Linked DNA regions of Mus musculus: regions 2 and 3 are each linked to region 1. A link is a loop called in an ENCODE intact Hi-C map of the cell type or tissue named here. Cell type or tissue: heart. All regions are shown on one strand.

What was found. Hi-C counts contacts between places; a loop is a spot of excess contacts. Peaks named below come from ENCODE experiments on the same cell type or tissue, not always from the same donor. Only the 100,000 strongest peaks of a DNase experiment are listed, where the experiment ranks them.
Region 2: it touches region 1 in a loop (2.3-fold over the local background); 4 of 42 quality-filtered maps call a loop at or near these places.
Region 3: it touches region 1 in a loop (2.5-fold over the local background); 14 of 42 quality-filtered maps call a loop at or near these places.

What each region holds. Positions count from the first base shown.
Region 1 is chr12:36,037,495-36,045,494 of GRCm38, forward strand. It overlaps Tspan13 (tetraspanin 13), which reads right to left and starts at 4,984. Exons shown (of 6, transcript NM_025359.3): 1 at 4,757-4,984. The coding sequence starts at 4,819. In heart, CTCF peaks have their summits at 4,360 and 4,991; DNase peaks (open chromatin) are centred at 3,707, 4,347 and 5,067; H3K4me3 peaks cover 1,995 bases; H3K27ac peaks cover 1,301 bases.
Region 2 is chr12:35,519,747-35,527,746 of GRCm38, forward strand. Ahr (aryl-hydrocarbon receptor) reads right to left here. Exons shown (of 11, transcript NM_013464.4): 2 at 6,935-7,122. Among named protein-coding and RNA genes, the nearest start is that of Ahr, 11 kb to the right of the region's middle. In heart, no CTCF peak of the experiment used is centred here; a DNase peak (open chromatin) is centred at 3,185.
Region 3 is chr12:36,153,509-36,161,508 of GRCm38, forward strand. Bzw2 (basic leucine zipper and W2 domains 2) reads right to left here and starts at 3,317. Exons shown (of 12, transcript NM_025840.3): 1 at 3,160-3,317. Ankmy2 (ankyrin repeat and MYND domain containing 2) reads left to right here and starts at 3,616. Exons shown (of 10, transcript NM_146033.3): 1 at 3,616-3,915. The coding sequence starts at 3,849. In heart, a CTCF peak has its summit at 3,169; DNase peaks (open chromatin) are centred at 1,683, 3,223, 3,623 and 4,433; H3K4me3 peaks cover 4,184 bases; H3K27ac peaks cover 3,817 bases.

The DNA.
Region 1 (8,000 bases):
CTGTAGGGACTTAGTTTCAGTTCTGTGGTACTTGTTAAGTGTTTTCTACACACTAAATTATTTTATCTTTGCCACATTTCCGTGAGGGAAGAATAAAATATTATCAATTTGCAAATGAAAAGACTGTATGTAGATATTTAAAAAAAAATGCTGCTTGGTTTAGGGGTGGAGTTGGAAAGGCTGAGTTCCTGAATAAATCCAGAGACATTTTTCGATCAGATAGAATGAACTTTTTTTTCATTCTATTATAAAATATATCCCAATTTTATTTTTTTTAATTATGTCTATCCATTCACTGTGTGGGGTGGGTGGAGTACATGCGAGCCATGGTGCACATGTGATGCTCAGAGGATAACTTGCAAAAATCAGGACTTCCACCATGAGGGTCAAAAGGCTCAGCTCAGGGCCTCAGGCTCCCCTTAACACAACAATCATATTTTAGACATGTAAAAACAGATATCACTTATGTCTTCGGAAAATAGAGATGGGGCAATTTTTAATGCTTCAGGAGAACGCTCCCCAAAGCAAGCAAACATAATTCAGTGGGGAAGAGCGTGCTCAACAAGAGTAAAGCCCTGACATTAGTTGCTGGTACCAGAACGAAAAAGTAAATTTTCAAAAGGTTGCATATTTTAGCATGTTTATTTCATTTTGTATTATTTCCCATAAATAACAGCATAGTTTTCACTATATTTTTAACATTTATGAAAGTACTTTGACTTAAAACATTTCCAGAGGCTGGGGAGATGGTTTAGTAGTTGAAGGCTATGGCTACTCTTTCAGAGGATCCAGGTTCAACTCCCAGCATCTAACGCGGTGACTCACAACCGTCTGTAACTGCAGTTCCAAGGGACCCCATTCCTCTTCTAGCACTAAGTTCTTACAGTGCACAGACATATTTGTATATAAATCGTCATACACATAAATAAGCATATTAACGTAAAAATATAACATGTTATAAAGCATGGTGGCAGATTTCTGTCATCCTGGTGCTTAGGAAACTGAGTCAGTGATCTCAAATACAAGAAGCATTGGAGCGACTATTTCTGAGATTGCTTGTAAATGAAGCATCAGGGACTTTAGATACAGATGATTCTGAAATTTCAGTTTTCAATGAAAATCTGAATGGCTGGCAACATAGTTAAACATCTGAAACCTTCCCTAACTCTTCCTATGAAATCTGGAGACAGTTTTAAAACGCTACTAATTTGAATTTGAGATATATGATAATTCTGTCTCATAACTGAAAGTAAAACGTATCCTTTTACCCTTGAAATTTTGGAATTCTGTGTAATAAGAACTTATGTATTTGACCGCTAAATAATTGAAAGAAAAACAGAAGCCAAGGCAGGAAGATTCCAAATTTTTTTGTTTTTTGTTGTTGTTGTTTGGCTTTTTGAGACAGGGTTTCTCTGTATAGCCCTGGCTGTCCTGGAACTCACTCTGTAGACCAGGCTGGCCTCGAACTCAGAAATCCGCCTGCCTCTGCTCCCCCCCTCCCCCTGAGTGCTGGGATTAAAGGCGTGCGCCACCACGCCCAACTAGATTCCAATTTTTTGGGCAGCCTGGGCTACATAGTTGAGTTCAAGGTCAGGCTAGGCAAGACCCTGTCTAAAAATAAATAAATGAAGTAGTTAATTTCCCAAACTAATTTTAATTTATATTTGTGTCCTAAAGATATGAAAGAGACTTGGAAACTATCTCTTCAAACCTCCTCAATTCAAACATCCCTTCTTTATTCCTAACTCAGAAAGTTTTTTCTCAGTCCTAAATTTTATGGTGTCTAAGCCTTTACACATCATTTAATATTCCCAACTAGATCCTTCATACTGGGCCAAAAATAGCATATATATATATATATATATATATATATATACTCATTCCCCCATGGATTTCAGTAGCGTAGAAGATAAACAAAAGTTTACTGGTAAAATACAGTCCTCAAGACCATATGCAATAAATGAGAAGCGGCCTCATCAAACATACTCACTTTAGAGTCCAGTTTGGTTTGCTCTTGCATTTCCAGGTTGAGACTCATGTCATCACAAACCAACTAACACTGTTGACTGAAGAAACTCATCATCTTTAAATATAGGAAGCTCTGAAGCAAGTGGCTCTGTTCCTTATGACACACCAATTCTACTTCCCCTTTTCATCTGCGTGTACAGATTGTTTACACACAGTACATTAACCCACGGTTATGTCAGTACTGCGATTCCCTCAGTTAAAAGACGCATGGCAGAAAAGAAAAATCCACCATTAACCGCTCTACAGTCACTGGATTCCCAAGACAAATTCAGGGATGTTCCTCCCATCGTGTTTGAGGGACCTGCTTTCTACTTCTAGACTGGTCACACTGAGAACTGTCTGGCTCACTTGAGGGCACACAGCTTGGCTGAGAGTGCCCCCGAGTTCTCAGAAAATGCTTCAAAGCAACAGCGGTGAAGTCTGACACAGGCATGCATGGGCCTTCCCGCCAGCTACCCTGGTTCTAACACTTGCAGAAATGACCTCATCTTTATCACTGCAGCACTGAGCAGAACACAAGCACTTACCAGGGCCAGAGTAGAACCTACAGAGGATCTTTTTATTCCCGTCCTAAAAAAAAAATACCTCCTAATCGCCAAATTCAACCCTGGTAGAAATCACACTTTTTTTTTTTTCATCTTCAAATGTTGAGGGAGAGACAGGGAAGAAGACACAGGTGTTTATGTTTAGCTAGATGTTAAAAATCAAGTCTACCCTTTCCTTCTGTTCACCTCGCTGTCATAGTCACTTTGCCTATTTGCAATGCTTAGGAGGAAATGTTTAGACAATAACTTCTTTTCCCTTTGTCTAAAACAGTCTAGGACTTTGAATGGCTAGCCATATTTATATTCCCATGAATTTCCAATTAATTTTCACTGCATACCTGATAAAAAATCAATAACACACACTTTGGAAGTCAATAATTTAGGGCAGATATTAAATAATCTTAACATATGCCTTTAGGGTCAACTTTTCTTTCTCCTGGCTTTCACGACACGCTGTAAATACTGCTGGAAATAATATACCTTAAAAGCAGTATTACTTGATTTGAAAAAAGAAAAAAGGTTCTTTTTTTTTTAAATGTATATATTGCACATTGATGTCTACAGATAGCCGAAGAGGCACAGAAGCAGCCACTGTACCCTGCACTGTGTGTAAGCAGACACTGTAAGATGGAGAATCAGGTAAACAGATGACTGAATCACTGAGGGGGGGAGGGGGACTCAGGCACAAAATAGAATGTGACGTTCTAAGCAGACCATTCATGTTAATAAGAGAAATTGTTCAAGAACGGATAGGAATTTACAATATAGCAATGTGGTAAGCATGCCTCACACCGCACAGGTGAACTTAATATGAAACTTGACATGGATTTCCAGTGACAGGAGCTGTTTCGCCACCATGTATTCTAGAATTTTTCTGCCAAGTGTACCATTTGTGAGCATGTTGACTGGATTCCCAGGAACTAGCCAGAAAAATATATACACCATCGGTGCCTATGTCAAAGCTTTGCCATCATTTTCAGACACACACCAGAAAAAAAAAAAAAAGGTAAAATGACCCGTGACCTGGTGTCTCTGCTTGTCAACCACAAGCGGCCTCTCTTGTCCATAGATGTAACCTAAGCTGGCCCAGATGGCCTGGCTCTGCTAATGCAGGGAAACTGGGTTTGTTTTCAGGGTGGGTGCTGCAAGCACCAGATGTATTTATAGAAGAGAACAAGTCTCCGATGGAATGAGATGACCGAAAGGAAGTTTCTTCCACGCAGGAGAGGCAGCTTGTGGAAAGGTCTAGATTCCACAGCTTGGTTCCAGTCCAGACTCTCCAACTACCAGTTATGAAAACTTAGTAAAGCCTTTTTTGGTCTTTACCGTTATAAAATTTAGACAACTGCGCTTGCCACAGATAGATAACAAATTGACAAATGAAAAGGCTGGGGTGGTGAAGGTTTTCAATAAACATCACCTCAACTTCCTGCTGTCCAGCCACAATTATGCCTCAAAAAAAAAAAAAATCAAACTGAGTTTTCCATGTTAAAGCTGGAAGGCATATGCTGATACGTAGGGAGGAAAAAATAAATAAAAAAATAAAAACGACTTGGGTGGAGGACTATATACTGAAGGACTTCGCCAAAAATGGAGCTAGAATATTGATAAAGGGGAAGGAAGATGGCATGGGAAAAGCATCAGGCGAATACCTCACGGGCAGAAACATCAACAAAGAGACTTTATGTAAGCACGAAACAAACTTCGGAAGCCACGGATATCCTGTGAACCTGCTCTATGGCCTCCATTCAAAAGGCAGCTTTTAGAGCTGTGCCAGAAGCGCGCCATCCACAGGCCGCCTGGTCCATCCCAGGCCCCACTATCCCGCAAACCTGTCCCCTAAGCCCGGGCTGCTCTCCAGCCTCCGAACCTCCAGATGGGATGGCCAGCCGAAAGCGTGCGGCTAGAGGGATTGAGATGGAAACCTGGGGATGGATGAAAGAATGGGGAGAGTGGGAAGGAACGCGAAAGTGAAGGGCTGCAGAGAGCAGGGCGAGGGGCGAGCGCCACAATGAAGGACGGGCGGAGACTGCGACAAGCAGGCTCGGGGTCCCGGGCGGGGGCTGCAGGCGAAACTGGGGCGTGGGAAGCCCGCAAGGGGCGCGGGATGGGGCGCAGGCGAATACTCAGGCGGGGAGGAGGCCGACGGCCCCCGCAGGTGCCACCGGGCGCGGGCTACTCACGGTATACAGCAGGTTGAGCGCGCACAGGCAGTTCTTGGAGCACGAGAAGCCCCCGCACACCATCGTGGCGCGTGGGCTAGCGGGTGCCTGCGGGTCGAGGCGTCTTCCGCCGGGCTGGGCGAGTAGCTTCTGGATCCTGGCCTCCTGAGCCTGTGGCCCGGGCTAGGCTCGGGGCTCGGGTTCGGGGTTCAGGATCAGGGCTGCAGTGCCGCGCCCGCAGCGGCTCCCACCCGCTCTGCAACCTGCGGCCGCAGCGGATCCGCCGATCGCGCGCCCCGCCCCGCCGCCTCGTCTCGCCCTGCACTCTGATTGGCCACTGCTAGGGAACAAAGGTAGAGATATGCAAATCAATGCGCTCTGGGGTCCGGGAGAGGCGGGGCAGCTCAGCGGAGGAGAAGGAGGAGGAGGAGGAGGGGGCCCCGAGACTGTCTGGAGGGAGCCGGCCTCTGGCTCACGAGACTGTGGCCTCTGTATAATTTCCCCCCTCCCAGGTGAACAGCAGAGGGCGGGGCTCCACGCTGGCAGGAGAAATGACAGCACCTCTCTCCATTCTTGCCCTGTGGGTGACGTGGCACCATTTTGAATGAGATGATAAAACAAATCGAAGCACCTGGCCTCGTTTGAATGAAAGAAAGACGACAAGAATGAAAGATTTACAGAGAACAGGGAAGGGGGCAATGAAAGGAAAAACATCAGTGAAAGACTAAAAAGAGCAAATAAAAACTAATTTCTCTCGACATAGGTAAGAAAGGTAACCTGTAATTGTGACAGATTTCAGATCAAGAGGACTTAATCTACAGGGATTTTTGAAATACTAATAAACCTTATGAATACATATGTGCAAAATAAATCAGGAGTCTTTATTCTTGTAGTGGGATCCTGGGTTTTAGGGGCCTATTTTTGCATAAATACAAGCTAGGAAGCCTTTCGATAACAGATTCAATTAATTTATCATCACTTTTGTTTGCTGCATCTTCATCCTGATTCCTAACCTCTAACTAGATTATTAGAAGTATATCATGCACTATTTGACAGACCCCCTTGCATAGAATAAAGTGTCCTATCAGATGCACCAGTGCGCCTGATGGTTTTAAGGCACTCACTACTGGGTTCCAACTGTTAAGCGGCAGTAAAGGCTTGGTATTTTCTATTTGGTATTTTCTATCAAAAGAAATTCTACCAATAGGTTTTATAAAGAGATTTTTAAGGGCCTTAAGAGTTGGCTCAGCTGTTATGGCACTTATTGCTTTTACAGAGGACCCCAACACCCAAATGGCACTCACAACACCTGTCTCTCCAGTCCTGGGGATCCAGTGCCCTCCTCTGACCTTAGTGGGCATCAAGCATGCACATGGTACACACATGCAGGCAAAACACTCGTAAAATAGTAAAATAGATCTTTTAAAAAGCGATTTTCAAATTTACTGTACATTTTGAGCCTAAAACTTCTCACGGTTAGGTGAATGTATGTCAAAAAACAAAAACAAAACAAAACAAAAAAAAAACCCAAAAAAAACAAACATAAAAATCATTGACTTAAACAAGTTAATTAAATACCTTCTCTTCAAATACTCCAGCCTATTTGTACTTCCTTTAGAACTCACCATGCAAATAAACACTCATGGATTTTACGTCTCTTGCAATCCTTATCAATCTTGTATGTATTCCCAGAAACATTTTTAAAAATTAGTATGGGAAATAACTCTGCACTCCAAACTATACTGCTCTACTTTTCTTTTTAAAATCCAGAATTTTAATACTTACATGGTGGTGCACGTCTTAAATTTCAGTACTCTGGAGGCAGAGGCAAGCAGATCTCTGTGAGTTTCAGGTCAGTCAACACTGCATAGGGAGACTCTGTTTTAAACTATATAAATAAAACTAAACTAAGCAGTTTACAAAGAAGTGTCAACAAGAAAATCTGAGACTCCAACACCAATATCCTATCCAAATAAAGCGTAAGCAGTTTTCAGGGTGGAAGTAACTACTTCAGTCTCAAGCTTTTCTTTTCTACATACTTCGTGTATTTTAAACATTCTGAAAGATTTGGGTGGGCAAGAGAATTGTATTTGGAAGTCAAGCTTGATAGCATATAGCTATAATCTCAACCCTGGGAAAGCAGAGGCAGGAGAATTATGAGTTGAAGACTAGCCTAGATGGAATAACAGAATCTATCTAAGAAAGAAAGAAAGAAAGAAAGAAAGAAAGAAAGAAAGAAAGAAAGAGAAAGAAAGAGAAAGAAAGAAAGAAAGAAAGAAAGAAAGAAAGAAAGAAAGAGAAAGAAAGAAAGAAAGAAAGAGAAAGAAAGAAAGAAAGAAAGAAAGAAAGAAAGAAAGAAAGAAAGAAAGGAAGAAAGGAAGAAAGGAAGACAGGATCGGACTCCCAGAACTCACAATTCCAGGGGATCCCACCACTCTGGCTTCAGTGCACACCTGCACTCAAGTGCACATATATTCACATCACCAAAAATAGCATGAATCAAAAGAAAATCTTTTGAAGTATCAAAAGGAAAGACATCCAGTGCTGAGGAGGTAGAGACAGGCAGATAGCTTCCTGGGGCTCACTAGCTGCCCAGTCTGGCCTATGCAGCAAGCTCTTAGGCCACCATGACTGTGTTGTAAAGTAGGGGGGAAGTGCCTGACGAATCATAGATACCTCAGGTTGTCTCCTTGCCTCCTCATGCACGCACACCTGTGCTTGAACACCTGCATGCATGCATGCTTTATCACACAGTCATGAATGCATACTCACATGTCCATGTGCACAGGCAAAATAAAAGCATGGCTTCAATCATTGTCCACTGCTTTAAACTGGTGTCTATTACATGGGCTGAGTTGTTAACTGACATAGGAAGGCAGGCTTCATAAAAAGTGTTTTGGTATGAAATACATGATTCTTTCATGAAGAAATAAATGAACTGGATCTTTATGCTACCCTCGGTAGACTAGTAAGGAAGTGATGTGCTGATTGCCTCCTACCCAGTCGATGGAGGAGACTGTTCAATCCACTTCTACACCCCAACCCTGTTCTTTTGTCCCTTTCCTGCTCCCTTTCATTCCTCGCTATCTTCCCTTGCTCCACTCGCTCTTTGTTCTTTCTCTCTCTGTAGCATTTGTTGTTATTGTTATTTTTTTTCTGAGACAAAGATATCTACTTATATAGCCCAAGCTAACATCAAATTGCATCCTCCTGCCTCAGCTTCCAGGTGTTGCAAAATACAGACATGGGCCACAACCATCAGCTG
Region 2 (8,000 bases), 520 kb before region 1:
TTTATAACATTTATCACTTCCTATCATTAATTATTATGACAAGAAAGTTAAATTCCTTGACAACACTGGTGTACACATAAGAATGACTTAGCTAATTTGACAAAACACATAAACATATATATATGTGTGTGTGTATAATAGAATGGCTTAAGAAACACGGTTTTTATTAATTTAACAAAAATAACTCCAAATCAGTTTATATGAATGAATAAATTTCCAAATTATATGTCCCTAAAGGAAGTTTTCTATATAGATTGAGAAACAAGATACATTTTACTTTAACACACTGTAAGGTTTTCTTCTGCATATGACATGTATTCTTTTTAAAATGTATTATTGTGTGTAAGTGTGTTTTTCCTGCATGTATGTCTATGTACCACATGGATGCTAGTCCTCTCAGAAGAGGGCATTGGATCCCCAGAGACACTTGTGAGCCCTCATATGGGTACTGGGAATCAAACCTGGGTCTTCCAGAAAGCAGTAAGTGCTCCTAGCCACTGAGCCTCCTCTGCTGCCCCGAAGTGTGTTTCTTGGAGGCAAGGGGGGAATTGTGTTTGTGTTGTGATTATTGGAAGGTTATTGTTTTAAGCAGATCATTTTTAAAGTGCAAAGGCCTTAAAAGTTAGTTCTATTCCAAATTTCAAGTGAAAACTCACTTCCAAAGACCTTGTTATCACACTCCATATTATGCCTGTGGTCAGATGCAGTACTTCTATGCATTAACACAACCATAGTAGAAATGTCTGCTTGTGTGTGGCCTTTGGCGGGGCTGTTAACAGCCTGAGGCATGTTGTTACCTTGACCCAACAAGAGTGAAGTTCAAGCATAACTTGAAATGCAGAATGTGACTAATACATTATACCAGTTACTATGAAACTTCCCCAGACATTAGAATCATCCGGAAGGCATGTTATCTCACAGATTGGGCCCTGTCAACTGCTGACTCCATGGCCCTAAGATGACACACTCCATGGGTCACACCAATAATCCCAGGCAACTCTACAAATCACACGCCTCTCTCTGAAGACCAATGGCAGAGGATCTAGACTTAGGAAAATAATTTAGAAATCTCCTAGCTTGCTAGATTTTCTAAGTTTATTGTAGGCTTAGTACATACATTTACTAGTATGACATTAAGAGATAACTCTTAACAATTTTACCAAGACAAAAACTGCAGCACACCATTAAAACTGACACACAGGGTGAGTGCGCAAACAACACACTGTGTCCATGGCTAGCACCCTCCCCAAACAAGCAACAGCTCTCTTTCCGGAGAACATCTAGACTTGAGCAATGTGCCATTTCTAACAAGAGAAAATGTCATAGGCAAGAATGACCATCCACTCCACTAAGAGCTCGTATGAGCTCGTTAGCAATTCCCATCTGAGTTAAAGTGTAGCATCACTTCCACAGACGAGTTCATAGGTGATATTAACATTGGGTCTAAGGGTCCCTAGGCCAGTCACAAGGCGTTCTCTGTTAAAACAAATGTCAGTATTCTATAGGACAGATGAGTAACTCACATGAGAACAACTGCAATTATAGAATCCATTCACAGAGCTCTTACTGTCAGCATTAAGCCACTTCAGACCTCAGAACAGGCACACCTGGTTCACACAGAAGAGGTAACGGCCGTGTGACACAGAATGGTTAAACATCCTCTCAAAGTCAGATTGGCATACCGGGAGGTGGGCCTTACCTGACTGACATGTGCCTCACCTGCCTGTTCACCCCCATCTTAAGGCACATGTCCTCTGCCGTGTACAGTCTCCATGACATGGAAAGGAGACATTACGAACCCAGGAACTGATGGAATATTCAGAAGAGACTTTGGACTTTTAAACAGACTTTTGAGATTGTGAAAAACCATGGGGACTTTTGAAGTTACACTGAATGCACTTTGTATTATGCTATGGCTACAAGCCTATGGGAGCCAGGGAGTAGAATGATATGGTTTGAATGAGAATGGGCCCCATATTTGAGTGCTCCATCTCCTGTTAGTGGAGCTGTTTGAGAAACATTAGGGGGTGGGCCTTATTGAAGTAGCAGTGTCACTAAAAGTGGGCCTGGGGGTTTCAAAAGCCCAACCAGGCCCAGACTTGCTCTTTCTCTGACCACAACCTATAGATCAGATGTGGGCTCTCCATTACTGCCTTCTTCGGTCTTCTCCATCATAGCTCACCCTCTGAAAGTAAGAAATCTCCCAGTTAAACGCTTTCTTTTATACGTTGGCCTTGGAAATGGTGTTTCATCACATAGACAATAAGCCTAACTAGGACAACATCCAAATGTAGAGCAGTTTGAACAAACTATTTACATCCTGAAAATTTCAATAAGTAATAAGAAAACCTCATTCAAAATATAGACATCAAAATTACACTTCTTAAGAATAAATTATTAGCTGACCGTGGTAGTGAACACCTCTAATCCTAGCACTCAAAAGGCAGAGGCAGATCTCTGAGTTCAAGTCTAGTCTGCTGTACAAAGTAATTTCTAGGACAGTGAGACTACCAAGAGAAACCACGTCTTGAAAAAAACTAACTAACTAACTAAAATCCTGTGGTTGATCTTTTTATCCCTTGTGAGGCAGTAGCTCCTGCTTGATCATTGTTCAACAGACATGATACAGGAGAAATGGCCTCTCTGTTAACATAAGCCAATTCTAAGACCTGGATACAGCCACCAAAATCCATGTATTCATAAATAAAGTTCTACTGATCATAGTCATTGAACTTCTTGAATACTTTCTGCATTGGACATAATAGACTCAAATAGTTTCAAAGAGACGGCTTCAAACCTCACACTACCTAAAACACGAGTAAGAGGTATTAAGTACTTAAAAGTTAAATTCAGGGATGTCTCAATTAACTAGAAAAGTATAAATATTAATGTTGTACCTAACATTCAACTGCTGCTTTTCGGACAGTTCAACTGTAAGAAGATCGATTCATGCCGTATTATTTGAACTTGCAATAAATAGATGTATTTTCTTGGAAAAATATCTATTGTTATAGTAAAACTTGAGTTTCCTTTCTAGCAAGATTGTATGATTACTCGTTTATATTGTTCTTTCCGCAGGAATTTACACACCCCCTGTTTGCATCCTGTTATTCATTTGGAGCTTCCCTTCGCTTCACTACACTGTTTCCCTGATAGCAGGATGGTGAGGCTGAGTGTGGATAGGTCCCTCAGGACAGCCGGGAGCTCTATCATGTCCCCTGGGTTGCACACCACAGTTCTGTTCGTAAAGGTACTATGCTCCTGACATTTTCTTCTAGGTCCTCGGACACACTGCAGGGGCCATGGATGGTCCTTAGAAGACATGTGGTCATTTGGGTTTTAGCTGGCTTTTACCCCCCCACACACACTTTCCATTAAACCCTATGTCCATATATCGAACAGCTTGAGCTACTGTTCAAAGTGTATAAACATCCTTAAACTACACACACACACACACACACAAAACCTTCCTTAGCATTTTGTATGTTGGGATTTTTCCTTTCAAGAGCATAGAAAACAACCTTTAAAAATTCGCTCTGGGCACAATGGAACCCAAACTAAGACTCTGTCACATGCTTGTTAACATATTTGCTCAAATACCGATTCCTTGGTTTTCTAGAGAAGTGACTGAATCGGCATAGACGAGGCCTGCTCTAGAAGGCTCAACAAAGTTTCCAGCTAGGTCTTATGTACACGGAAGTGTAAAACCAGCAAAGTAGCCTAAAAGTAAGCATGATGTAATTGGTGAGGAATAATACAAATAAGTAGTAAACCTGAATAAAAATCTAACTAGTTAATGAAGGGCTAAGAAAACACTTTTAATGTGCCTGGCACTGGTAATGAGGCTGACTTGGGGGAAACAAGACACATGTCCATCATGCATGTGTGTGAACCTACATATATGCATCTGTTTTAAAGATAGCAATTATGTAGTGCTTGTATGGCAACGTGTATGGTTATTCTAAGCAGCTTCAGGGCCATCCTCCTGCCTCTAAAGAGGGGACAATGCATGTACTTTCTCAAACATCATAAACTTTATTTTGCATACACACAAACAAATCAACATTCATCGTAAAGGCACAAGCACTGAAATGTACGATGATTCAAGTCAATAAACTCTCCCAGAGTTGAGCCTGAAGCCCCTGTGCATGAAATTCTCTAAGGGCAGAGATACCCCCTGTGTCAGGGAAGAGTGAAGTGGATCTGGTGCAGCAGGAATCACAACCTATGAGCCAGGTTCAGGCTATGAAGTTGGCAGGAGCTCAAGGTTACAGTCCACAGCAGTGGCTCACAGGGAAAGTTCCTACGGGGCCAGTATCTTTAACAAGCCCCCATTAGTGCTGAAGCTGCTTGTCCGGAGACTATGGGCGGTGGTGGTGGTGGTGGTGGTGGTGGTGGTGGTGGTGGTGGTGGTGGTGGTGGGACAGGCCTTCATCCCAGCACACAGCAAGTCCTAGGACTTTGCAGAGATGGAGGGATAGAGATAGAGTTAGAAACAATAAAAGGAATCCAGAAACCTGGGCTCAGCGATAGCTCTCCCAGGATGAGGCTCTAGCAGGACACCCAGGCACAGCAGTGGTGTGCACAGTGACACAGAGTGAAGGGCTCAGTGCGATGGAACTGAAAGGGAGGAATCTTTTTAAACGGACTGTTAAGTGTCTTCTATGAAACTAAGCATGATCCCACCACTGTAGGACTCTACATTACTAGACCACGTGGAATCACTGTGGTCAGATTCTGTACACTACAGACCATATGGAATGACCACTGTAGGAGTTGGTGTACACTATAGATCACAAGGAATCATTACTATAGAACTACGTAAATTACTGGCCACATGGAATCACTACTGTGGGAGTCACTGTATACTACAGGCCATGTGGAATCACTACTGTAAGAGTCGCTGTACACTGTAGATCACATGGAATCACTACCGTATGAGTAGGTGTTCACTATAGACCACATGGAATCACTATTGTCAGACTCTGTACGCTACAAACCACACGGAATCACTACTGTAGAACTCAGTGTCCACTCTAAACCACTGGAATGGCCACTATAGGGCTCAGTGTACAACCACATGAAATCGCTGTTCTAGGTGTCTGTGGGCACTGACAGAACGCTTTTGTAAAAAAAATTACACTTGTTAAGAAAATACACAACTGTGCAAGCAAAAGTTGCTCAAATCAAAGACATTAAATCATATAAACACACATCTGAAGGGGGATGACGGTCTTTGCAGTCCTCTGAGACACATTACAGATATGAGGAGGTGCTGCCTGGTGACCTGGATGGCCATTTTTAGTGTCATCTGAGCTTGCAGAAGGGGAGACTTCTGCATCTCATTGTGATGCCTAGTGACGTATAAGCACACAACAGTTTGAGGTCTTGCTATTAATCCATTCACTACAATTCGTGAAAGAATATGATCCCTTAAATAGCACATGCCTTAATAACTCAATTTTTTATGAACATAAAAAGAAAAAATAAGGCCTTGGGAAATGGCTTAGCAAGAAAGATTCCTTGCTATTTCAGCATGGTGTCTAAAGTTCAAATCCCTAGAATGCATGTAAAAGATAATTAAGGAATTACTATGCAAGATAAATTATGTTAGAAGATTAATTTCAAACAGGAATTCCATTTTGGAATTACTGTGGTGATGAAGTGCTGGATGACTGACATGTAACAGACAACACTGAACCATGCAGGCCGCACTGCCACCCTCACAGCTGAGTGCACGGTAAAGCACAGGGGGCTCCCTGGCACAGTTAAAGTCAAGGAGCTGGCCAGTGGCACTGTGGAGAATGAAACCCGACACTGTTGATTCCATAGTTAAGTGTTCTTTCTGACCATAAACCATTTTGACTACATTTTCTTGACGCTAACATACATTAATTTAAAGCTGTCGAAGTCTATATAACTTTGAAAGGCTAAATGAATAAATATACAGAAAATATAGGAATAATAGATTACTATCTCCTGTGTGTGTATGTGGGGAGGAGAGAAAGGTGTATATTAATTTGTATGTGTCAAAGAGAGATAGAAATGGGGAGAGGGAAAGAATGTCAAAGAAAGTGGGTGTTTGTGTGTGTGCATGTGTGACAGAGAGTGTGTGTGTGTGTGTGTCACAGAAAGAGTGTGTGTGCATCAGAGGGAGATGAAGTATGTGTATGTATGTGTGAGAGAGAAAGAGACAAAGAGAGGCAAAGAAGGAGAGAGAAAAGCATATATGTGTGTCAGAGAAAGCATATGTGTGTGTTTGTGTGCATGAGTGAGAGAGAGAATGAGAGAGAGAGAGAGAGAGAGAGAGAGAGAGAGAGAGAGAGAGAGAGAGAGAGAGAGAAGGGTACAAGTGCACATGCCTGCATGCACACATGCCTACATGCAGAGGCCACAGGAAGACTTTGTGTACCCTTCCCTATCACTCTTGCCTTATTCCCACTGAACCTGCAAATAAGCTGGCAGCCAGCAGGCCTAGAGTCCTGTCTCTGTTCCCCACAGTGCTAAGGTTAAAGTCATGCAAGGCAACACATTAAGTGGGTATTGGAGATTTGAACGCAGATCTGCATTGTTTACACACCAAATCCTCTCTCGTCCACTGAGCCAGCCCCAGTCCTAGCCCCAATCAGTCTTAAAGTACTTTATTATTTCTTTGTAAAAATGAAACCTGAGTATAATTTCTAAATACATGACTTTCAAAGAATGATAGCATGTACCATCCAAACAGCTCCATTGTCCATCAATGAAACAGGAAAGTTAGTAACAGTTACACATTTAGCTTTGTTGGTTCATTATTTTCTACGACAATAAATACAACATTTGCACTCATGGATAGTTTTTTTTTTTTTTTTTTGTCTTGTCACCAACATTTAAAGGACCACATTTAACTTTAGTATTCTGTGAGTTACTGTAAAAGTCAGTCACCCTGACATACCATCAAAGAAGCTCTTGGCCCTCAGGTAGCTGACGCTGAGCCTAAGAACAGAGAGTTTGTCCAGCTTATTAATAACATCTTGCGGGAAGGGCAGCAGGCTGGCCAGGCGGTCTAACTCTGTGTTCAGCCGGTCTCTGTGTCGCTTAGAAGGATTTGACTTAATTCCTTCAGCGGGGATGGGCTTTACTCTGAAAAACAAAGAATAAGGAAAACCTTTAGAAAACAGAGCAAAAGTGTCTAACATTAAAACGTCCCCTCAGGGACTGCTCTACCGACGAAACATGAAGTAATTCTCAATAAACCCCTCTACTATACTGCTACCCAACTTTTCTTTTTCTCACCAGCACAACTATGAAATAACTATGAGATAATACCAAACACTGCCAAAAAATACCAAGAAATCCATAGCATTCATGCAAAAATATACTAAAACCACTGAGCTGTCCAAAAAAAAAAAAAAAAATAGGTATTTTCATACTGAAAGAGCCTTTAAGTTAAAAAAAAAAACGATTTTAAAGCAAATTTTACCTAGAAAAACTACTAGTAAGCATGCATTTGGCTTTTGAAATTGTAATGCTGAGTGACTTACCTAGTTAATCATTTACATATTGCAGGTAAGCACAGATTCTCAAATTTCCACTTCCTTAATTCCCCTTAAAGATTTGAGTTAGTCTTCTCACGCAGACTAAGTAAGATTAACTACGCTGTTATCACAGTTACTTTTATGACCTCAATACAGAACCACTGATAATCTCTTCTGGATTGGATTTCAGACCTGCTCTATGAGATGGCCTGTTCCTGACACAAGATCGAGCCCAAGAACCTGTGGCTAGATAGGATCCCAGGGGAAAACCTATTGCTATTATGCTCTTAAATGGACACAGCAATAAAATGACTCCTAATGACTTATTGCTCCACCCACTGATAAGTGCGTTGCTCAACTCTCGCCACAGAAGCTCCTTTTTGTAGGAGATAGCCAAGAACGGACACACCCACAAGTGGCAAACGTGCAGCAAGAAGAAGGAGAGGAAGGAGTGTGCTCGACCCTAGTTGGGATGTTTACAAC
Region 3 (8,000 bases), 120 kb after region 1:
CTTACTCAGTGACCAGTGAAAGGGTGATTGTGTTTGGTGTTTACCCAACTGAGAGTTCCTTGAAATAGCCAGGTGGGAAGAGGACTCCATGGCAGATGCCAAGGAGTAGAAAATGAGGTCATAGGATACACATGACATTTCAGAGAGTAGTGGTTTCTAAAAGAGTTTAAAGATGAGGACAGAAACAGGGGAGACTATCATATGTGTGTATATACATAATATATATACATATATATATATTCCCATTATGTAATAGTATGTTAATATGGTTTCTTTTTTTTTTTTTTTTTAAGGAAAAAAAGCCATGGAAATAGACACATAAACTACAAATATCCATCTCAAGAAGGCTGGGGGTAAAGGAGAAGAAGGAGGCCCAGGGAACAAGGAGGAAGGAGGCTTGCACCTATGGCATGTTGGCTCACATAAACATCATATAGACCAGCAGCCATGGCATACTGGCTCACATACACATCATATAGACCAGCCAGGCACAAGGAAGTGTCCTTCCCCACTTAGCGCCGCCAAGCACAGGAAGAAGAGCGAGGAGACTAAAGTTGTGTGCTAAGCAAAGTCTTAAATCCTGTGACAAATAGCTGAAGGAGTTATTCGACATACCAAAGTCAACCTAGTGGCCAAGGTTCTCCCAGCATCCCTCAGTCCTTACCTGTTATAGGGTTTGACTGGCATCCCCTGTCGTCTACATGAACTCTCCAGTGCAAGGGCTGGGCTGCCCTTCCCTCAGAGGTTCTTCCCTATATAATCCAGCCATGTCGGTTACCTGTTTCTTTTGCCCTCTTGGCTGCTGTACCTGGTTCTCCTCTCTGCCCTCTCCTTACATGGCTCTGGGTCACATCCACTCTGGATTCTCCCAGATATCTAATAAACTTTCTCCTCCAGCATTCATAGGAACAGTCATGGTTTTCCTTTTTATTTCTTTTTCTCCCCATTCAGTTTGGCTGTGTTTTTATTTGTTTTATTTTTAATCTCTAAGTCAGGGTTTTACTGTGTAACATAGCCCTGTCTAGCAGCTCTGTAGAAAGATTTGCTTGCCTTTGCTTCCAGAATACTGAGATTAGAGGTGTGTACCACCATACCCCGAGAAAGGTTTTTACAGACGGATCAGAAAGAATCTAATTCCAGATTCCATACTTTCCAAATGTGGGGCTGTGGGCAAATTAACCTCCTTTAGTTTCTGTTCATACGTTCATAAATGAAGATAATACTGGCTGATTCCTGGCATATAGCGACAATGGTTAAAATAATCCTATGCACAGCATCTGGCAGACTATCTGGGACAGATTAGATAGTCAAAATGAATAGTTATTTCATTATCAATAGAGTTCTTTAATGAGAACACATTTCAATAAGCTCATTAGCTAATCTAATTTTGACATTAAATATTTATGCTACGATTGAAACCCTTCTGAACACTCTCCATTAGGTATCTGGTTCCAAAATTCAAACTGAACATAGGATTTATCTGCACTTCTGGGTGGGTGTTTTCCTTTGTCCGTAAATATCATCAACTCTAAATGAAAGCCATGCATTCAGAAGACGAAATACCCACCAGGTGCTTAAAACACAACCTAATGTTTCCATCGGTCGAGGAACTGACAACCCCAGGGAGACAAACAGGTGTGACCTTCAAGTAACCATGGCCCAGATTTGGCACCAGAGATGGAAACCCTGGCAGTTAAGTACCCAATTCTGTCTCTGCATCTGATGAAATGATGTGTAGTCACATGGCGAGGTTACTCTCAGGCATTTTCTTAGGTCTGTGGCTACTACCTCTGGCACATTAATTGCTGTGGCGGTAGCATTATGTGTTACACAACACTGGTCACTCTCACAAGCCCTACTGCTTGTTTGAACAGCTACATCATTTTTAAAGCATCATCAAACAAAAGTTTCTTTGTTATATATTGAGATGAATAATTACCAACCATTTTCATGGGAGAATCTATCTGCTCCTCCCTCCCCAAGCTGAAGCTCATGTCTGTCGGTGGCTGTTGGGGGATGGGCAGCGGGAGTTTAGAAAAGATTTTGGTTAAAGATAAGAGATAGGGAACGTCATCTGTGGGTCTCTGAAGTGCTAGTACGCGCTTTGAGCAAAACGAGGTAGAGGGGCCACAGGAAAAGGCATTTCACATCATTCTTGGCACCGTGGAATGAAAGAGCGATCCTGGGGCTACTTAATAAAAACCACCTACATGATTATTCAAGTATTTCTCCCTAGCACAATTGTGTTTTAACGGAAACATCAATACCAGTCTGTTGAGAAACAACAGCAAAACTAAACAGTCATTTCCGAAGAAGCAGTGATTGACGCTGTAGAACGCTACAGATAAGCATCTTGGAGGAATGATTGAATATTTTCTTAAGCGTACCTTGCATCGGAGGCACAGAAAGGTACACACGATATTCACCTCTTATCTACCTACGGTGGACGCTCCAGGAGCCACACCACAGTTGAATGAAGGCTGGATTAAGAAACTAATCTAAGGCTATATATAGACAGCAACACCAATTTAATCCCCGCCCTCTCCAGCCTACCCTCCCTAGTTCCATAAATCCCCAAACCTGAGTTATAAAGACAGGCAGCTCTCTCAGAGCAAAAAAGACCCCCACACCCCAACAAAGTATCAGAGCAGTTGTAAGTCGCTTCTAAATATCCTTAGCGAACACCACAGGTCCAGGTTCCATGGCTTCCACAGAGGGCAAGAAATGACAGACAAGTACTGGGGAGGGCTAGGTTTGCAAAAAGAAATTTACCTTCTCCGAGCCTCTCCCAGTGTCGCTGGTCATGGGGTGTTCCCCTCACCTCCCGGCAGTGGGCCTCCCCGGGGATCGCCACGCACGAGACCATGTGCACCCGCCACTTTCACCGCGTGGCCAGCTTACGGCCGGCCCGCGGTCCCCGGAGCTCTTGGGGCGGACAAACGTAGCGAGGTCTAGGTCTCGCTCGAGAGGCACTAATACACAGTACGTGCATGGATGATGGCGCGGCGCGGGGGCTCCTCTATGAAGAGGAAGGCAACCGCCCCAGGTGGCACATGCTTCCTCCACGCCAGCTCCAGCCCGCTGGGACCCCTTGGCTCGGAGGCGGTCACTGCTCGCTCAACTCTCAGGCTCCCGCCGCCCCACCTGATCACCTCTTACCTGTCCAAGGAGGGAGCGACGACGCGCGAGACTGGTGGCTGCGGCGGATCCTGCAGCAGCAGTGGCGGCGGCAGTGGCTGAGGCAGACAATGGAGGAGTGAAGGACAGACACATTGACACAGACACACAGAACCCGGTGTAGCTCCGCCTCCTGCCCCGGCCCCGCCCTATCCCCGCCCCTTGCCCGAACCGCGCCACTCTTAGGGGCAGTGCAGCCCGTCTAGCTGCATCCCAATGCCTCCGCACGTGCCCACAGAAGTCACTACCAGGCAGAGAACTTCTATCCTTAGAATCCAAGGAACCCTGTGTCCCTGTACTTCTTAATAGGTTATCATGGGAATAGGAAACCTAGAAGATGTATTGAATCCCCTTCCAAATGTCTCCTTTTGGTTTGGACCTCGTAGGTTGCTCCAATTGGAGTCGCTTGCTGCCTCTTGCAGCTCCTCCTCCCGACCTGGCCATTGAGGCGCGGGGGCGGGACTTGTGGAGAGCGCCAGCCCGGCTCGCTCAAGCTCGCCGCACCCGCCAGCCCCCAGCCGTGAGACCCTAGCGACTCTGCCACTTCACTGGGCTGCTGCTCCGGCCTCGAGTTGCCTTGCTGTGGCGGTCTTCCACGACGCATACACGTCTCTTGTTTTTTTAAAAAACCTTTCCAAAGAAATAGAATAAGCGTCAAGCTGGCGGGAACGATGGGTCACATAAAGAAAGGCGAGCTGACCCAGGAGGAAAAGGAACTGCTGGAAGTGATCGGGAAAGGTACGGGTGCAGGGTTGGTATCCGGGTGCTGCACACCTGGTCTCAGGGCATTGAGGAGCCTGGAGCGCGCCCTAGGCCCGGAGGACCTTGGGCAACTTGCAATCCGGAAAAAGCCTTTCTGTCTCTGTCTGGGGACCGATTGCAGGGGCGGGGAGATGGGAGGCAGAAAAATTGAGGCCATCAGATCTAGGTTGCCGAGCTTAGACCTCTAAATCAGCTTTTTGGAAATCGACCGACTGTCACTACACATCTTAGACAGTCACGCGTGGCCCTGGGCGCCTGTCTTTGCGTATGCATGCTTGCCAGCTCATTGGATGTTTTGACCGTAATCAGTCAAGACCGCAGTGGCCTGGTAGTTCTAGGCTCCAAGTCGGGTGTATAAAGGGCCCTTTCGACTTCCGGAGGCTTAAGGATCTGGATCCCTTGCAGATCCCCGCCCCTGCTGCGGGTGGAGGGAGCTTTCAGCAACAGGGGTTCTTTATAAGGGCACAGAACTCGCTCTGCATGTTCCGCCCTGAGCTTTCTGCATCAAGGCCTTCTGTGGCTGGCTTCCTGTAGCCCAGGTCGGCGCAGGCACCCACAGACACGACTGACCTTGGTCCGATGTTAGACCTCAAGTGATCTTGTTGAGCTCCTTGGTGCTTCCCAGTCCACTTTGTGGATTCGAGCCACGCCTCCTCTGTGCAGCTTGCAGGAAGGAAGCCAACTAGAAGCCATGTTTCCCCACCAGTCCCTGAGTGCATGTCCCAAATGAGTTCCTGGCCGCATCCCCGTTACCTGGCAGGTAACATCAGCGTGACCACGTGCACTGTCACTTTGCTGAGAAGAGGATGCGGTGCCTGTGGGCATGATTAATGTGGATGCTTTAAGTGAAAAAATTAAACATGTGCCCTCGAATGACAGAGAAGCCAGACATTGTAATACAGAGCTCCTGGGTTTACAGTTTTCTACTTAGCCAAACTCATCTAGAATCACAGATAGGAAGACAAATGTATTCTTCCTAACAAGGACTGTCCACGTGTCTAAAGAGTATGAGAAGAGAAAACAATGGTTTGAACTCAGCAGGCGACTAGGAACTGATCTCACTTCTAAATCAGTCATGATTCTCACGGTAATCAATATTTGCTGGAAATCTCAGAGCTCTGGGTTGGATTTTTATTCTATGAACTGCATGGCTGTCAATGAGTTCTGGCTTTCATGCCGTCTCTAGGTTAGTTTCTTGCTCCCTTTAGTGGGTCTGGGATTTAGGTTAGTGAACTGGAGCCCCGGCTGTGTGCCTGTTGTACCAATCAAAATTAAGAGAGGACAGCTTTCAACCCATAATCCACCAGGGATAGGAATTCTGGTTTTAAACAAGCCAATGCTATCACATGTTCACTTGAAAGTGAAAACCCATTGGCAGCTGGAGAAAATATGTGTGTGAAAGGAGAAGTATGAATTCTTGGATGGATTTATTCTAAGGTTGTATCAAGCATAATTAGTGTGCTTATTACTTGTATTTCTTGGGCCACCTCATCCTCTAGGTTTGTGAGAGTACAGGTGCTGGCTTTCATTGGTTTAATCCCCTAAGCCTATGAACAAAGATACAAGGTGGATTTACTTAGTGATACATTCTTGTCATGTTCAGGATTTTGGATCGTTATTGCTCTCAGAAAATACTGGCAGATAGGAGAAGATCAGCCAACATTGACATTTTGAAGACATGGCATGTCCTCATCCATTTAATCTAGAAGAGCTAACGTTGGGTGTTTGTTTATTTTGTTTTCTCTGAATTGTAGTATGACGTATCATGGAATGGTCATTAACTGTGTGTCTGAATTAGGTGTGTGTGTGCGCGTGCGTGCGTGTGTGTGTGTGTGTGTGTGTGTGTGTGTGTGTGTGTGTGAATTTGACACAAGTTAGAGCCATCTAGGAAGAGGAGCATCCACGGAGAAAATATCTCCAATAAGTTATTTGAAGGCGAGTCTGTGCCAGCATCTTCTGGATTAATGATTGGTAAGAGAGAACCTTGCCCACCTGTGCCACAGGTGGACAGTTGGTCCTGTTCTGTTCTTTTGTTTTTTGGTTTTCTTCGAGACAGGGTTTTCTCTGTGTAGCTCTGGCTGTCTTGAAACTCACCGTGTAGACCAGGCTGGCCTTGAACTCAGAAATCTGCCTGCCTCTGCCTCCAAGTGCTGGGATTAAAGGGCGTGCGCCACCACAGCCCGGCTCAGGTCCTGGGTTCTTTAAGAAAGCAGGCTGAGAGCCGGGCGTGGTGGCGCACGCCTTTAATCCCAGCACTCGGGAGGCAGAGGCAGGCGGATTTCTGAGTTCGAGGCCAGCCTGGTCTACAAAGTGAGCTCCAGGACAGCCAGAGCTATAAAGAGAAACCCTGTCTCAAAAACAAAAAAACAAACAAACAAAAAAAAGAAAGCAGGCTGAGCCGTGGAGAGCGAGCTAGGGAGCAGCATCCCTCCATGGTCTCTCCATCAGTTCCTACCTCCCGCTACCGGCCTGGAGTTCCTGACTAGATGACTTCCTGCATGATGGAGAGTTACTTCCTCTCCAAGTTGCTTTTGAGCATGATCTTCTATCCCAGCAATAGAGAGCTAAGAAGGATACATACCATGCCAGTCTAATTTGTAATACCACCACTGCCATTCCCTGGTGGTTTGAACTTCTGCAGGTTACTTTTTCTGTGTCAGGTTCTTTGGTGGAAAATGGTATAATAGTCCCGACCCCAGCATTGTTGCAAGGTCCAAGTGAGCTTGTACCCTCTGCTGCCTGTGTTTTTGGTAAATATCTTTCCTTCAGAAAGATGGAAACTGGAGTGTGAGAACTTCTAGAAACCTTGCAGAAACCTACTGTTTTAAGACACAAGCTGTAGTAGATATAGTAGATTAAAAAAAAAAAGGTTTAAAAATATTTTTATTTTATCATTATTTTTATTTTTAATATTTTATTTTATAATATAATATAACATATAATAAAATATAGTATTATGTTTATATTATTATTATATTATTATTAAACTAAATCTACCTTTAAATAAATTTAAAATATTTTATGTGTATGTATATTTTTCTTGGCAAATGAAGGACCTCTTGTAGGCCAGAGGGTATCAGATCTCTTAGAAATGATGTTATAGGTGGTTGGGAGCCATGTGGATGCAATGGGTGCTGGGAACTGAATTCCAAACATTTGTAAGAGCAGTGTAGACTCTTTAAGTAATGCACTGTCTTTCTAGCCTCTAGTTGTCTGCTTAGAAATATTTTACAGTTTTATATGTGATGATAGCAAAAATTTATATCTATATATTTTTCTTTGAACATTAAGGCACTTGTGGGGCACACAAATAGCTTAGCGTGTAAGATTCTTTCTGAGCAAACTAAACAACTTGAGTTTGATCCCTGGAACCCACATGAAGATGGAGGAAGGACTGTCTCCATGAAGTTGTCTCTGATCTCCATGTGTGGACCATGGCATGTTCATAACCCCTTCACATACATCATCATACAGTTAAGGTGCTTGAAATATTTTTTCACAATTTTACCTATACACCAACATCATAGTAAATACCAACTCAAATTATGTTTTAAATGTTTCATTGGGTTTAGATGCCGTCAAGCATCCATTTTGAGAGTTGGGGGTGGTGGATTAGTGGTTAAGAGCACTTACTGCTCCCGAAGACCTGGGTTTGGTTCCCAGTGCTCACAAGCATTTGCAACTTCAGGGGAGTTCCAGGGCATCCAACTGCATCTCCTGGCTTCCTCATGCACCAGGCGGATTTGTGGTATATATACATACATGCAGGCAGAATGCTCATACACATAAATAAATAATTTTTCAAAATATATATTTTTGAGGTCCACTAAAAAGTTAATAAAATCTACGTACACCTAGGGCATAGCTCTGTGATAGAGCTCTCACCTGACCTGTTAATAAGGACCCAAGTTCAATCCCTAGCATGTCAAAATCGCAATAATTGCTCTGAATGAATGTATAGTAAGAAGAGCATGTTGGCTAGGGAGATGGCTCAGCAGGTACCAACACAGGCTGCTCTTCCTGAGACATAGGTTTCATTGCCAGCATCCACATGGTGGCTC